Regions from separate parts of the Homo sapiens genome. Here region 2 is linked to region 1. Evidence: chromatin contacts called from ENCODE Hi-C or POLR2A ChIA-PET data. All regions are on one chromosome and are shown on one strand. Each heading gives the region's core, a stretch centred on a gene start or an enhancer-like site at or near the end of the contact. The rest is flanking DNA. Distances are from core to core; before and after follow the strand shown.

Evidence for each region. A loop is a pair of places that touch in the nucleus more often than their neighbours do. ChIA-PET counts read pairs that join two places held with the same protein, here RNA polymerase II (POLR2A). Pooled maps may share reads with other maps.
Region 2: a loop to region 1 is called in a pooled map, with 3 times the contacts of the local background. The contact joins two enhancer-like sites. A Hi-C loop is called at or near these places in 4 of 50 pooled maps. POLR2A ChIA-PET finds 5 or more read pairs at or near these places in 2 of 52 experiments (RWPE1 and activated CD8-positive, alpha-beta memory T cell).

What each region holds. Positions count from the first base shown.
Region 1 is chr3:151,834,798-151,841,942 of GRCh38, reverse strand. All of the region lies in intron 1 of AADACL2-AS1 (AADACL2 antisense RNA 1), which reads left to right. Among named protein-coding and RNA genes, the nearest start is that of AADAC, 24 kb to the right of the region's middle. Within about 2 kb of position 4,767, at least 6 of the 41 ENCODE cell types and tissues checked have a DNase peak (open chromatin) inside an H3K27ac peak, as active enhancers do.
Region 2 is chr3:152,468,223-152,475,367 of GRCh38, reverse strand. No RefSeq gene overlaps it. Among named protein-coding and RNA genes, the nearest start is that of MBNL1-AS1, 200 kb to the right of the region's middle. Within about 2 kb of position 2,992, at least 8 of the 41 ENCODE cell types and tissues checked have a DNase peak (open chromatin) inside an H3K27ac peak, as active enhancers do.

The sequences.
Region 1 (7,145 bases), core at 3,518-6,017:
ATGCTGACAAAGAGCACTATAGATTAACATCATTTTGTTAGAAATTTTAGCAAGCTCTTCCTGGAGGTTTTCCTTCACAAACACTGTTACTGCTTGGGTTTAGACGTCAAATGCATTATCGTCTAAATCGCTCTACTTCTTTCAAGATGCTTATAGGAGTTGAGCACACAAACCTAATAGAGGAAAAGCAATTTTGTCTTTTTTTTTTTCAGTGTGCTGCTTTCTGCTGGTAGCTTCATTTAAAGCAAGTGAGCATCACATTTTTAAATCAATATTAAATGCTGAAAGGAATTTGAGAAACGTTTCTCAAATTTGGGCACTTGTGGACTATCAAGAGTACCTATGAGGACTACAAAGATTTTTCAATTTTAAAAATTCAAAACCTCGACTTTAGGTTTTGGTTTCATGGCTGTGCCCAGTTATAAAGTGGTCATCTAAATGATCCACAATTTGTGTATGTGTTTATATTACCATAATTATAAAAACAAAGCACAGTCATCCCTTCATAGTCATGAGTTATACATCTGTGGATTCAACCAATCCTGGATCAAAAATACATTTTTTTGAATCGCATCTGCACTAAACATATGCAGACATTTTTTCTTGTCATATTCCTTAAACAACATGGTATAATAACTATTTACATATCATTTACATTGGATGAGGTATTATAAGTAACCTAGAGCTTATTTAAAGTACAGTTATGTGCTACATATTGATGTTTTAGACCACATATACAATGGTGGCCCCATAACATTCTAATGAAGCTGAAAATTTTCTACTGTCTAGTGATATCACAGCCATTTTAACATTATAGTGCATGGCATTGCCTTTGCTATGTTTAAATATGTTTAGATACACTAATACAGTTGTATTCCAATTGCCTGTGGTATTTAGTACCCTAACATGCTGTACAGGTTTGCAGCCTAGAAGTGATAGGGCTGTACCATATAGCCTAGGTGTATAGTCGGCTATATCATCTAGGTTTGTGTAAGTACATTCTATGAAATTCACGCAACAAAAAAATTGCTTAACAACATTTCTCAGAATGTATCCCTATGGTTAAGTGATTCATGACTGAATAGAGGAGGATTTGCATATAATCTATAGAGGAGGATTTGCTTAGATTATATGCAAATACTATGCCATTTTATAACAGGAACTTGAGCATCAATAGATTTTGGTATTTGCAAATACTATGCCATTTTATAACAGGAACTTGAGCATCAATGGATTTTGGTATTTGTGAGAGGTCCTGGAATCAATTCCCTAGAGATACTGAGGGAAAACTGTACTTTAAAATTCTACTGGACCACTTGTGGACACATAAGCAGATCTGTAGACCTCAGTTCAAAAAAATATTGACCAGCTGATATAGTACCATTTCATAGGCGAGAAAACTAAATCCAAAGAGGCGTGGGAACCTTGTCCAGGATCACCAAAGAGTTACAGAGAGATGTGTTGGTAAGAAAATTGTGAGTGTGTGTGTATGTGTGTGTGTGTGCACACATGCGCGTGGGCCTGTATGAGCATGTAACTTAGTTTGTACCACCTGGTTTTACTTTGCTTTCTATCTTGAAACAATGTATTGAACTTTACTTAAAGGTTATGGTCATACTGAATCCTGGAACACTACTTGAGAAAATGGTATTATAATTAATCGAAATATTAGTGTTTATTCTTTGTCTTATTTTTTGTAAGAATCTACTCATCCAATTAAACATGGAAAGCCAAAAGTGTATTGTACTGCCAAAAATGAAAAAACAACATATGCCTGAATTCATGGAAGGACTGTGTGTAATGTAGAAGATAAAATGAAACATATGGAATATGTAATAAAAAACAAAATCAAGCATATTGATTATAGTTACCTAGTGATTGCCTATTTAAATACTAAAAATTTAAGAATTTAATTTAAAAGACATCAACAATATTTATCTATTAGTTATAAAATATGCCAGGAGATGGTTATCACAGGATACCTTTTAATCTACAAATGTTGAAATTTTAAGTTTAGGCAAATCAAGGAATGACAATGACATCGGCAATGAAGTTCAGATCTTCAAACTTGCAGTATCTCCATCGGAGCAATTTTCAATTACAAGAAGATAATGTAGTTAATGTGCCTCTTCGTCTCTCCAATAATAGTAATGCAGTTTATTTTTACAAAGAAGTCATAAATGCTTTCCATTCTATACATGGAACATTAAATAAATGCAAAAAAAACCCACCTCAGCTAGATTGTTTCAGATAGCATTTTTTGACAATTGCTTTATAGTTCCAATTTCTATGAGGCTTATATAGTAATTTATTTTCTTTTTCTTTTCTTTTGAGAGATGGAGCCTCCCTCTCTCAGCCCAGGCTGGAGCACAGTGGCATAATGATGGCAGTTCACTGAAACTTGAAACTCCTTGGCTCAAAGGATCCTGCCATCTCAGCCTGCTGAGAGGCTGGGACTATGGCACCATCCCTGGCTAATTGTTTTAGAGACAGACTCTCGCTATGTTGCCCAGGATGGGTAATTTCATTCTTAAAAAGAATTTTAGGAATTAAAGGAAATATCTTCTTTCAATTTATTTAGAGGTGTAAGTTTTGAGATATTTATTTATAATTTTAAATGCTTTTGTTTGATAAACTAAAGCAAGTTTAGACATTTTTCTAAACCACATTAAAGGAATTATTAAAACATGATTTTATTGGATATCTAACTTTATCACGTTAGCTTATGCTGGGTAACAGCTTTCTGGAGCCCACAAGGGGGCAGACTAAGAACGTATGAAAGAAAACAATCCTTACGCTGTAGTCACTAACTGGCGGAGTTCCGTTCCAACTGAATGCATTTGGCTTTATTTCCTTTTTACTGAATTTTATCTTATTTTCTTCTGACCGAAAGCAATTTCAGTTTCTTTGCACTGTATTGGAAAATTGAGCACTTAAAAATCTAAACTCATTTGACGATACGCATCTTCTCTCTTATTGTCTTCTAAGTGAAAACTGTACGGAAATCATACATGATTAAGCTGAAGAAGTAAATTGTAATAATTTCTAATCCATTATTTTACATTAATTTTTAAATAATAGTTTGTTTGTTTGTTTGTTTATTTTGAGACAGAGTCTCGCTCTGTTGCCCAGGCTGAGGTGCAGTGGCGCAATCTCGGCGCAATCTCTGCTCAGTGCCACCTCCACCTCCTGGGTTCAAGTGATTCTCCTGCCTCAGCCTCCCGAGTAGTCTGGACTACAGGCGCGTTCCATCATGCCTGGCTAATTTTTTGTATTTTTAGTAGAGATAGGATTTCACCATGTTAGCCAGGATGGTCTCCATCTCCTGACCTCGTGATCCGCCCACCTCGGCTTCCCAAAGTGCTGAGATTACAGGCATAATTTGCTTATTTTCAAAAGAAAACGACAAAATAACTGTCATTTTTAATATCAATTGTATAAATCAGTATTTTATTAATAAACGGTTCTGGCATTCTTGCATTTCCTTTAGTTTTATTGTGTCCTTGTAATTCGATTGCAACCTTTAAACATCTCTCTGTATTTACCAGAAGATTATTTGATTAGTTAATAAAATATTTTCTAACAGGAGCTGTTTTTGGCAGGGAGGTATTATTTTTATCTTTGCTCATATATTTCACACTGGTAATCATGTGTAACAATTTTGAGACTAAACTATTGAAAGTCATTCTTTAGCAAATAAAGTAAAATCTCTTTTTAATTGATTCTTAATCATTAAAATAATTTTCAAAATATTTTCAAGGAATATGTCCAACTTCGATTCACTGTAAATAAATGAGATTTAGCTAATATACTAATGCATGTTACTTCTAATTTAATTAGATTAAAAATAGAATTCATCTAACAGTCTATATACTTAAATATATTCAAGCAAAGTGTTTTACTTAAATTAGTATAAAGTATGAAGTTTCTTATTTCCTAAGCCAATCTTCAATTCCAAATTACTGATTGAGTTCTAGCTCATGTATATAACTTCTCGTATACTCCAGGGAGCCACAGTTTAATCTTATTGACAATTTCTTTGTTTGAGATTTTATGTATATGTGTATACCTATATATACACACACATACATATGTACATATATGCATATGTGTACACGCTATATGTTCATATTTGGTATTTAATTTATAGAATAAATATTTTAAAGGTTATAAAGTTGTGATTAGATCTCTAAATAGATACTATGTATCTTTACTTAAGGATAAAGCGTATGCAGGAGAAAAATTTTCCAAGATTTGAAATGGTCATAGCTGAAAGGCCAATTTACATGTAATCCTGTTAAATTGGTCCTCACCCTCAGAAAGTTAAGAAGCGTTTGAAAAAAGATGCATTCTCTAAACTTCGAGTATTTTACAGGCATAGAATTTTAAAGCTGACACATAGTGAACATTGCACTATTAGGATGAGCCACTTTTTAGGGAAGGGAGTTTAATCACCAGAGAGCATAATTCTGGGAACTCTTGAAGATCAGAAGACTGTAACTTTTAGCTTTAGTAATTTAGAGTTAAAAAGAACATGAAGTTTCTTTTTGGATGGCATGAACTAATACTGGTATGCCTGGTTCATCCAGAAGCAGTTAGAACATGTCTTTCCAGGTCTCGGAAGTAGAAGGGACTGCAGGTTTGCTGAGTCATAACACCATATGGCATAATAGCAGGGCTCCTTGAAGAGCGAGTCACCTCGTGAAGACTTTGTGGGAGGTCGAAACCTTTGGAGAATCTGAAGGCTCAGCTTGAAAGGGAAGAGTGACATTGTGTCATCAAGAGATAAATGAAGAGTATGTTTGATAAAGAGTTCAGCTGACTGGTGTTTTACTTTACTTGTAAGAAAGAGGGCTCACTCAGATACAACCTCCAAATGAAGTCAATGGATGTTCACTAAGAAAAAACAGCTCTAGAATGAAACACTCAGCCTTCTTTTGCAGGCTTGTAGTCTTTTTCAGCACTTTAAAAGTACTGACAACGGTGCCTCTTGTTTTAAAGAAATTGGCAAATGAGAGAGAAGCCTCCTCTCAGCCTCCTCTTGATTTTTTATAAGAGACTTCAGTTTTAAAGAATCTTGGACTTTCCAAAATGGGCTATTTTTAATTTTATAACAATGCTCAAGCCTAGGGAGAGGAGGAGCTAAGAATTTTTGAAATGCCATTGGAAATAATTCCAGCCCTAATTAATCTCTTTTTGGCATCAAGAGAAAGAAATTGTGAATATTTATTCTAAGAGAATAATTTAAAGTACTGGTACCAAGATTAGACCCCGTTTAACAATAATATAATATAAAATAAACTTGAAAAACTCCGGGAAAGCTATGAAAAGTTTATTTTATTTTATTTTTTAATTTAATTTTATTTATTTTCAATACTGCTCCTCCTGTAAATGAAAAATTTTAAAGGCTAGAAGGCTAGACATAAGTTACATGAAACAATCAACAAGGTTTAGTGATTTTTTGGCATTTGGTAACAACCAGCAGCTGTGGTTTTTTTGAGGTTAAAATGGTCACCAGCCACAGCTGTGTGCTTTTTTTCCCACTGCTTCCTTTTGACGGGTTGCTGGGCAGATATTCCTCAGGTCCAGGTTAAAGAGCTCAGAGCACAGAGGAAATCAAAATCTTCTCCTGGATCCTGCGTGTCATGCCCCCTCTGGCACCTGGTGAGTTTCTAAATGCCTGAGCACCTTTTTGGTTTACTGGGTATTTGTGCAGCTCAAATTCCCTCCTGCCGCTCCCCAACACATACACTTAGGGCCAAAGCAACATACCAATTTGCAGTGATTCATTGCAGAATGTTAAATGCTTTTTCCACTATTGAGGTACATCAGAAGTGGTATTGATTTGTTTATATGGTAAAGAAACTAAGCATAATTAACTCTTGATTATCCACGTTGCACACTATTAACAACAGAGCTGTGGATCTTTGCGGCAGTCTCAGGAATCTTGAGATTTTCCTGAGGTTACCTAGTTAGTGGTTTTATACTTAATCTGGTATTTGTATGATTCAGATTCCCTTGTTTTCCTACCACCCTTTCTAAGAAAGCAAAAAGTAGTCTCCAAAATCCTTAAGCAATTGATGGCAAAGCCTTTGAAACTGGCCTATGGGGGTTGGCTTCCAGCTCTGCCACTTATTAGCCATGGGACCTTGGAAACCCATGTAAATTCAATTTCTTCCTTTTCCTTCTCTGCAAAATACCTATTAATATTGTTGTCAGCCGGGAGCGGTGGCTCACGCCTGTAATCCCAGCACTTGGGGAGGCTGAGGAGGGCGGATCACCTGAGGTCAGGAGTTCAAGACCAGCCTGGCCAACATGGCGAAACCCCGTCTCTACTAAAAAATACAAAAATTAGACGGGTGTGGTGGTGGGTGCCTGTGATCCCAGCTGCTCCAGAAGCGGAGGCAGGAGAATCTCTTGAACCCGGGAGGCGGAGGTTACAGTGAGCCGAGATCGCGCCACTGCACTCCAGCCTGGGCAACAGAGTGAGACTCCATCTCAAAAAAAAAAAAAAAAAAAAAAAAAAAAAAAAAATATATATATATATATATATATATATATGTATACTTATATATATATTTTATATATGTCAAAAAATATATGTATATTTTTATATATACTACATATATTGTTTACCTAATGAAATTGTGAAAACTAAATGTGTGCACACACGTATTTATATATTCATTTAGTTCTATGATATATACATATATACATATATGTATGTGTATATCTGTATCTATCTGTCTATCTATCTATCTATCTATCTATCTATCTATCTATCTGTAGGATTTTCTAAGATATATATTTCCTAAAGTAAAGTCTGATGAATATTATTGGTGGGTGATAAATATTACTACTGGGAAATTGAAACACTTAAATGGTGTTGGAACTCTGTACATGAAAAGAAATGTTCCTCACTCTCTAAGTCAGTGTTTCTTGATCTTCCTGTACATTGAAATCTTGTGAAGAGCTTCAAAAAAATACTGATGCTTAGGCCATACCTTCAGAGATTGAGACATAATAATAGCTCAAGGTGTGGCTTCAGCAAATGATGTTTTAAAACTCTCGTGTGATAGTAATATGAGACCACTGCCCTATGTCATAAAGGAATGACTTGACTTCACCCTTATATTTTAAGGTTG
Region 2 (7,145 bases), core at 1,743-4,242, 640 kb before region 1:
ATGTTTCTTCATTATTCCTAATGAGATAAAATAGCTATTAATAATAGCTAACATTTTGAGGACTTACTATGTGCCACACACTGCACTAAGTGCTTTACATATATTTCTTCTGTGTATTCTTAGTACCTTGTGACAGAACTCAACTCTATCATTATAAGAATTTCTTTAGGGCAGCTAGACTATTCTATTTCTTTGACACCCAGTAAATGCTAAATATGTTTTTCTTGTATAAACTCATTGAAATTCTTCAAGGCAAAAAAAAAAAAACAACCACTTTATTCTGGGAAGAAATGCAGAGACAGGAATAGGTAGTGAATATACTTCTTGGAGCAAGAGGAAGAATAAATGCAGGTAATTAATGTATAACCAGAAGAAATGCAATCTCAGAGATGGGAGAATACTGCTGAAGACCTCCATGTCTATTTCCTAACCTATAACAATATATTTCTTAAGAAAATATTGCCCAAGAGAACAGAATTCTCCAGAATGCCTTTTCACATTTCACAAGAATCTGCACTGTACTCTGGTCATCTTCAGGGTAAGGCCTCAGGTTTGGAGGAATTTCTAGATTACATCATACGCCAACACTGACATCTGCTGGAAATGCACATTGCTCACAGTTCCTGCAGTTGGTTAAGTAGAAATAAAGTGCAAAGAAACATTTGTTTTATTGAGATGATAATCTTGGCAAACAAATTTTTAGGGATAAACATGGCCATAGGATTTTTACTCTAAATTACTAATTGTTATATACATAAGCCTTAGCATGGTCCAAATAAGCGTATTTGATATTTTTAAAAGCAAAACATTATACATATCTCTGAATATGAAGAATTTAATTTCATCCCATGTTTCGTAAGTAGCATGGTTATTGTTCTCTGGATTAGAGAAAAAATTAAATTAGTTGGAGGCCTCACTTTTCATTGATATGTGAACACAGTTTTGACAAATGATTTGTTGCTGTGGTTTGTATTATTCTGCCCATTCTTCTAAGTTTTCTTCCTGCTGTCTCACTTGTGATATGAATTAGGTATTTGAGGAATAGTGAAATTGAAGAAGAATACACTTTCCTACCCTTGGCTACATATAAATTTTAAGTATAATCTAATGCAAAATATTCCTTGCTACACTAATCTTTCATTTACTGAAACTTTTCAGTAAAAGAAAAATAATTCTACAACTTAAAAATTATTTTGTTTCATTTTTTCAGAAAAAAAAATCTGTATATTTTCCATGGGTATCTGTAAAAATTACCTCCTAGTTTCCTAGCATAAGCCTTGCATGTTAGGAAATATTAATATTTTCTTCTGAATTTATCTTATAAGTTATCCTTTTGGGAAAATATTTATTTTGTCCCTTTAAAAAATCTTTGCATTATAAAACATAGCAAGGAAATACAAAAAGTATATCATATACAAATGTGCAGTTTAATGTATTATGGAAAGATGGGCACTCATGTAACCACCACTCAGATAAAGAAATAGAACACTGCCAACATGTTTCAGAAAATCCTCATTGCCCCTTTTGTATTACATTTCACATCTTGGTTCCTTTTACAGTTTAACCCCTGAGTATACATTTTTAAATACTATGGTTTAGTTTTGCCTTTTGCTGTGATTTATACCTCTTCCTTGATTAGTATTATTCAATTTTATGAACATATAACCATTTTTTGAACCAAAGTGTTCTTGATGAACTTTTGGGTTGTTTCTGATGTGGAGCTGTTTCTAATTCTAATATAAGCATTTTTGTCCAAGTCTTTTGGTGCATATACAGGCATTTCTGTTGGATATAAATCTAAGAATGAATTTGCTAGCTCATAGGTTATAGGTCTTCAACTTCAGTAACACCAATATATTTTAATAACGTGGTTTTACCAATTTGATCTCTACCCAGAAGTACATGGTGTTTCATTTACTTCACATCTTCACCAACACCTGATATGGATACTTTCTCATCTTGGCAATTGGGATGGAGTGAGTAGAGGCATTTCATTTGGTTTTTAACTTGTGTTGAATATCCTCTTTTATAAAGTACCTGTATAAGCCCCTTGCCCTTTTTCCTAATGGGGTGTCAGTCTTTTCAAAAACATATTTCCAGAAATTCTTCATAAATTCGGTTTATTTGCCCTTTGTTGTTGTGTTGCAAATACCTACTCCTATTAATGCAGACCTATGACAGAAAAATCAAGATTCCTTTAATGAGCTGTTTTGGCTTGGAGACTGTTGACCCGGCTGAAACTTTCCTGGAATTGTGCTTCAGTTTGAAAATGTTTCTACCCTAGTGCCCTTTCCTTCACAGTTGTCAGGTCTATAGGACGGTTTGACATCTCCTTTTAATTTCTGTGGCTCCTTCCCCACTAAGTCTCTTGCATTTTTGATCTATCTTGGCATCTATTTCCCAGAGGACCCTAAGTAATACAGTCCCTGTACTTATTATTCCAATTTGCCACCATGTTGTCTTTTATCCAACAGCTGGTTTCCTTGCGTGCAATTTTACCTTCACAAATCCTCTGTCAGCAGCAACCAGAATAATCCATCTGTCCATAGCTGCCCCCTGAAAGTGTAAACTCGCTATTGAGGCCCATCAGATCTCCATAATCCCATACCAGTCTATCGCATCAGTGTCTTCATCTGGCCCTCTCAGCCTCTCATTTTATGTGATAATGGTATCAACTTTGTTGATGCCTTCCACTCAGGTCTTGTATTTGTTTCCTCTGTGCCTTAGTAAGGTGGCCTCCTCTGCCTGGGATAATCTTCCTTCCTCTTTTCCTAAATACAGCTGCTCATCTTGTTGGCACCCCCTCCAGGAGAACTTCTCACATCACCTCAAGCTGGATTTACTGCTGGACCCCACCAAACACCCTACCCCCTCAATACTCCTAGGTCTTACATGTTACTGCCTTGTGACTTTCTCCCCAAGGGAAACACAGCCTCCACCAGAGCAGCGACAGTACCTTACTCGTTTCATCTGCGTATGTCTAGTGCTAGCACATACTTAGCTTAAAGTAATCAGTAGATTTTTTTGTAAAATCCAAAGTGTTGGGCTCTAGTAATTTAAGAATTTGCTATTTTTAGAAACTCTTAAAATAAAAAATAATCGATTAGTTTGTTCAAGTGTTTTGAACCATTAGAGAGCAAGTTATTTGTATTTTGGGAGATGACGCGAGTAAAACGGTGACTGCCCAGTTTTCGTCATTTTAGGGTTACAGGAAGCTCCACCAGAGGGCGAGCAAGAGAAGGAAAACAACATAAATTAGAATCAGTCTGTTGTATACTGATAGCAAATCTGGAGGAAAACTTTTAAAATGGTAATACTAATAACTAGCGTGGTGGCTCAAACCTGTAATCCCAGCACTTTGGGAGGCCGAGGTGGGTGGATCACCTGAGGTAAGGAGTTCAAGACCAGTCTGGCCAACATGGTGAAATCCCGTCTCTACTAAAAATACAAAAATTAGCCGGGTGTGGTGGCACGTGCCTATAGTCCCAGCTATCCAGCAGGCTGAGGCAGAAGAATCACTGTAGTCCGGGAGGTGGAGGTTGCAATGAGCCTAGATAGCACCACTGCACTCCAGCCTGGGCAACAGAGCGAGACTCTGTCAAAAAAAAAAAAAAAAAAAAAACACCTGACTAAATTGAGTTCTAAATTTCTGAATTTTGTGGAGAACTAGTTTCTTTGTCCATCCTTATCTATTTGTTTTTGAAACAAGACTAATAAATAAACTAATACATTGATTTTATCTTTTGGAGTCTTGAAAAAAATGCAATGAGGCAACTATTTCAATAATTTTTCTTATATAAAATATTTCCTTCATATACATATGCATGTGGTGGGTAAGAACTTGATAATAACAAATGAAAGAATTTCAAATTTCAAAAGATATCCACATTATACCAACACATCCAATCAATTCAAGTTAAAGACACAGTATCATTAGAGTTTGTAGGACCAAAATGCGGGTGATTGTCACATTTTGTCTTAACCAACTTGAGGTCTGGTTACTGTGCAATTATAGAAGGCATATAGTAATATTCTCCTTATCCTCATGAACATGATAATGCCTTTAGAAAGTTGCATGACACTGAAAACCAGGGGAAAAACTGTGAATTTGGGGAAATTTGTGTTCCAACACAGACCTATCTTCTGGGCTCCTTCTCTTCCATTTCTCCTTAGGAATCAGTGGCCTTTCTCTTTTCCCATAACACTAGGCAGTCTTTTAGCATATCAGTTATCAGTTTGTATTTTAACTAGTTGTTGACACGTATATCTTGCCCACTCTTCACTGGATTCTTTGAGCACAGACTTTTGTGGATTAATCTGTCTACCACAGTGCTTAGCAGATTAGCATTCTGTAAATTCCTATGAGGAGAACAGAAAAAAACAAAAGAATGAAGAGAGGGTGGAAAAGGGATGAAAGGAGGGAAGAAGGAAATAAACTAATATGGATTTAAGTCACTTTCCAATAAAGTCTCCTTAAAGTTTTTAAATCTCATTAACTATGAATTTTTAAATTCATGTCTAACTCAGCGATTGTTAATTAGCTGTGAACAAGTGGGAAATTGTAGGAGAATATGGTGGTTTCTCAGACCCCCTTATCAAATGAAGTAACTGTTCGATACACATTTTCATAATGAAGGTTCTCCTGGGAGATGAGATAGCCTAAATAGAGATCAGAGCTTCGAGCCCTATGAAATAATATAAAGGGAACAGGATGAAAGAAAAATACACACAACTAATTAAAGCAAGATAGATATGTTAAAAAGCATTCAACTGTAAGTATATATTCTGTACGAATCAATGTCCACTGCAGTTCTTACAATTTGTTCACAGGTGGATGGCCTATGTTCCTCCTATGCTCTGCTGTTGTTGCTAATTAGCACAGGTGTGAGGTGCCAAGGGAAAGAAACCAAAACATAAATAAAAACAGTTCAGCAGATGGTAAGGAAAGGCATTTGAATGCAAGGCAAGAGATTCATAAGTTCAGAATTAGAAATATTTTAAGGGATGCAGAGAGAACGTAAAGGTATGTTCTCTTTCACCACAGATGCTTTATAAGAAAATGTTCATAACGTATACCACTCATACCAGAATATTCCTTCCCACACATCCTTCTCTCCATAGACAGCGAGTTAGGTAATCACATCTTTGTATTCAAGCGAGGGAAGTTTTAATTAAACACATTCTAAAATACTGTATTTGGTGGTATAGTTTGGGCTTTTGGGGTTTAGGGTCAGTGTGGGCTGGAAAATACCAGTTCACTTTTCCAGACTAATTTTCAAAGAATGGAAGGTATTGAGTCAATCAACCTTTCTAGATACTGTGTCTGCATTGTTTTTACAATCTGAAAAGTAGAGTGTCATAGAATGTTCCTCATCTGCATTTTCCATGAAGGCTAGAAGACAGATTTAATAAATATTAATGTATACAATCAGCCAGTTCCTACTAAATAAAAACTAGATGCTAGGCTCTAGGTGCTTCACAGACATGAGTAAGACTGGTTCCTCCTAGCAAGAATGTACCTGTCTTTGGAACAATTCCAAACTGTAAACAAATTTGAAATATCAGAACAAAATGAGTACTGAAATACAGTTAAAAGCAATACATCATGAAAAAAATAAAGCAAATAATAATGCTTCATAGTGTCAGGAGGGAAAATAATACTTCTTGATGCAGTGGCATTTAATTTGGCAAGAAGGATGAGTCAGTATCCAATAGCAAAGATGGCTGGAGAGTGTATGCCACCGAGGTAATGTTATGCCACCTTTACTTTAACAAGGTCTCTGCTCAAATGTCACCTTCTTCGAGCACACCTTGCTCTCATCTCCCACATTATTATAGTTACCCTGTTAGCAAATCCTCCTAAGGTATTTTGCACACAGTTATCTTTTTTTGATAAAATTATAGTAGATATTAACCAATTCTGGTGACTCAGCATCTTTTAAAGAGTCGGGAAGGTGATGAGATACTCCTAAAACAAAAAGATGATTTAATTGATTAAATTAAATTAAATTGAGAGGCCAAGGTGGATTGCTTGAGCCCAGGAGTTCAAGACCCACCTGGGGAAATAGGAAGACCCCCATCTCTACGAAAAAATTAAAAAATTCTCTGGGTGTAGTGGTGCATGCCTGTAGTCCCAGCTACTTGGGAGGCTGAGCTGGGAGGATTGCTTAAGCCCAGAAGGTTGAGACTGCAATTAGCCATGTTTATGCCACCGCACTCCAGCCTGGACAATAGAGGAAGACCCTGTCTCAAAAAAAAAAGAACAATTTAAAAAAAAGTTAAAAGGAGTTTTATTCATATCCTTTTGCTATTTTTCACTAAAACAACACATATTTTACTAAAACAGCATACATATTTTACTGATTTGGCAAGATGTCTTCTATAATTTCTCAACTAACAGTGATAGGTAAAGTGGAAGTTTTGTAGGACATTTTAAGATTCTGAAGATGACAAACTGACTCAACTAAATAGGGAAATGGTCTAAGAAAAAAGTAAATAATTCAGATTTTAAAAAAAATAAATTTAAAAAACAATGAATATTTACTAAACTAGAAATCTCTGAAAAGCCAATTAAAGTCTCCTATTATCTTACCACTAAAATTACTTTCCTATGTGATTAACTCATTTTTGAAAAAATGCTTTATAAATATATAACACTGTATGATACTTTACTTATTTCCTAAGTATTGAAACATTTCCTAAGTATTGAGACCAGGATTTTGCCATTATAAAAATGCTGCAATGAACATGTTTATTCAAAAATATTTTTTCAATATTCAAGTTAATTTTTAAGGATAAAGTGAGTTAGACAGTAAGTAGGGGAGTTGTATCATTGTATTCCAGAAGAGAATGTAGTTTTTATTTAATTTTATTCTAAATTATTTTGTGGTATAAAGAGATTCGGACTAGTGAGGGAGGAGGGAAATACTAGATGAGTGTCTATACAGATGGAATTACATACTCTACATATTTTGTTTTAGTCATTACACTGTAAGGTTCTTGCCATTGATCCTTGTATCTCAGAGCCTAGCATCCTGTACAGTATATAACCAGATTCTAATATGTTTAAGTTGAAATAGTACTAATTTAAGCATTCAAAATAAACCTATGATGAAACATGTTATGGAAATATACTAGTGTCACTG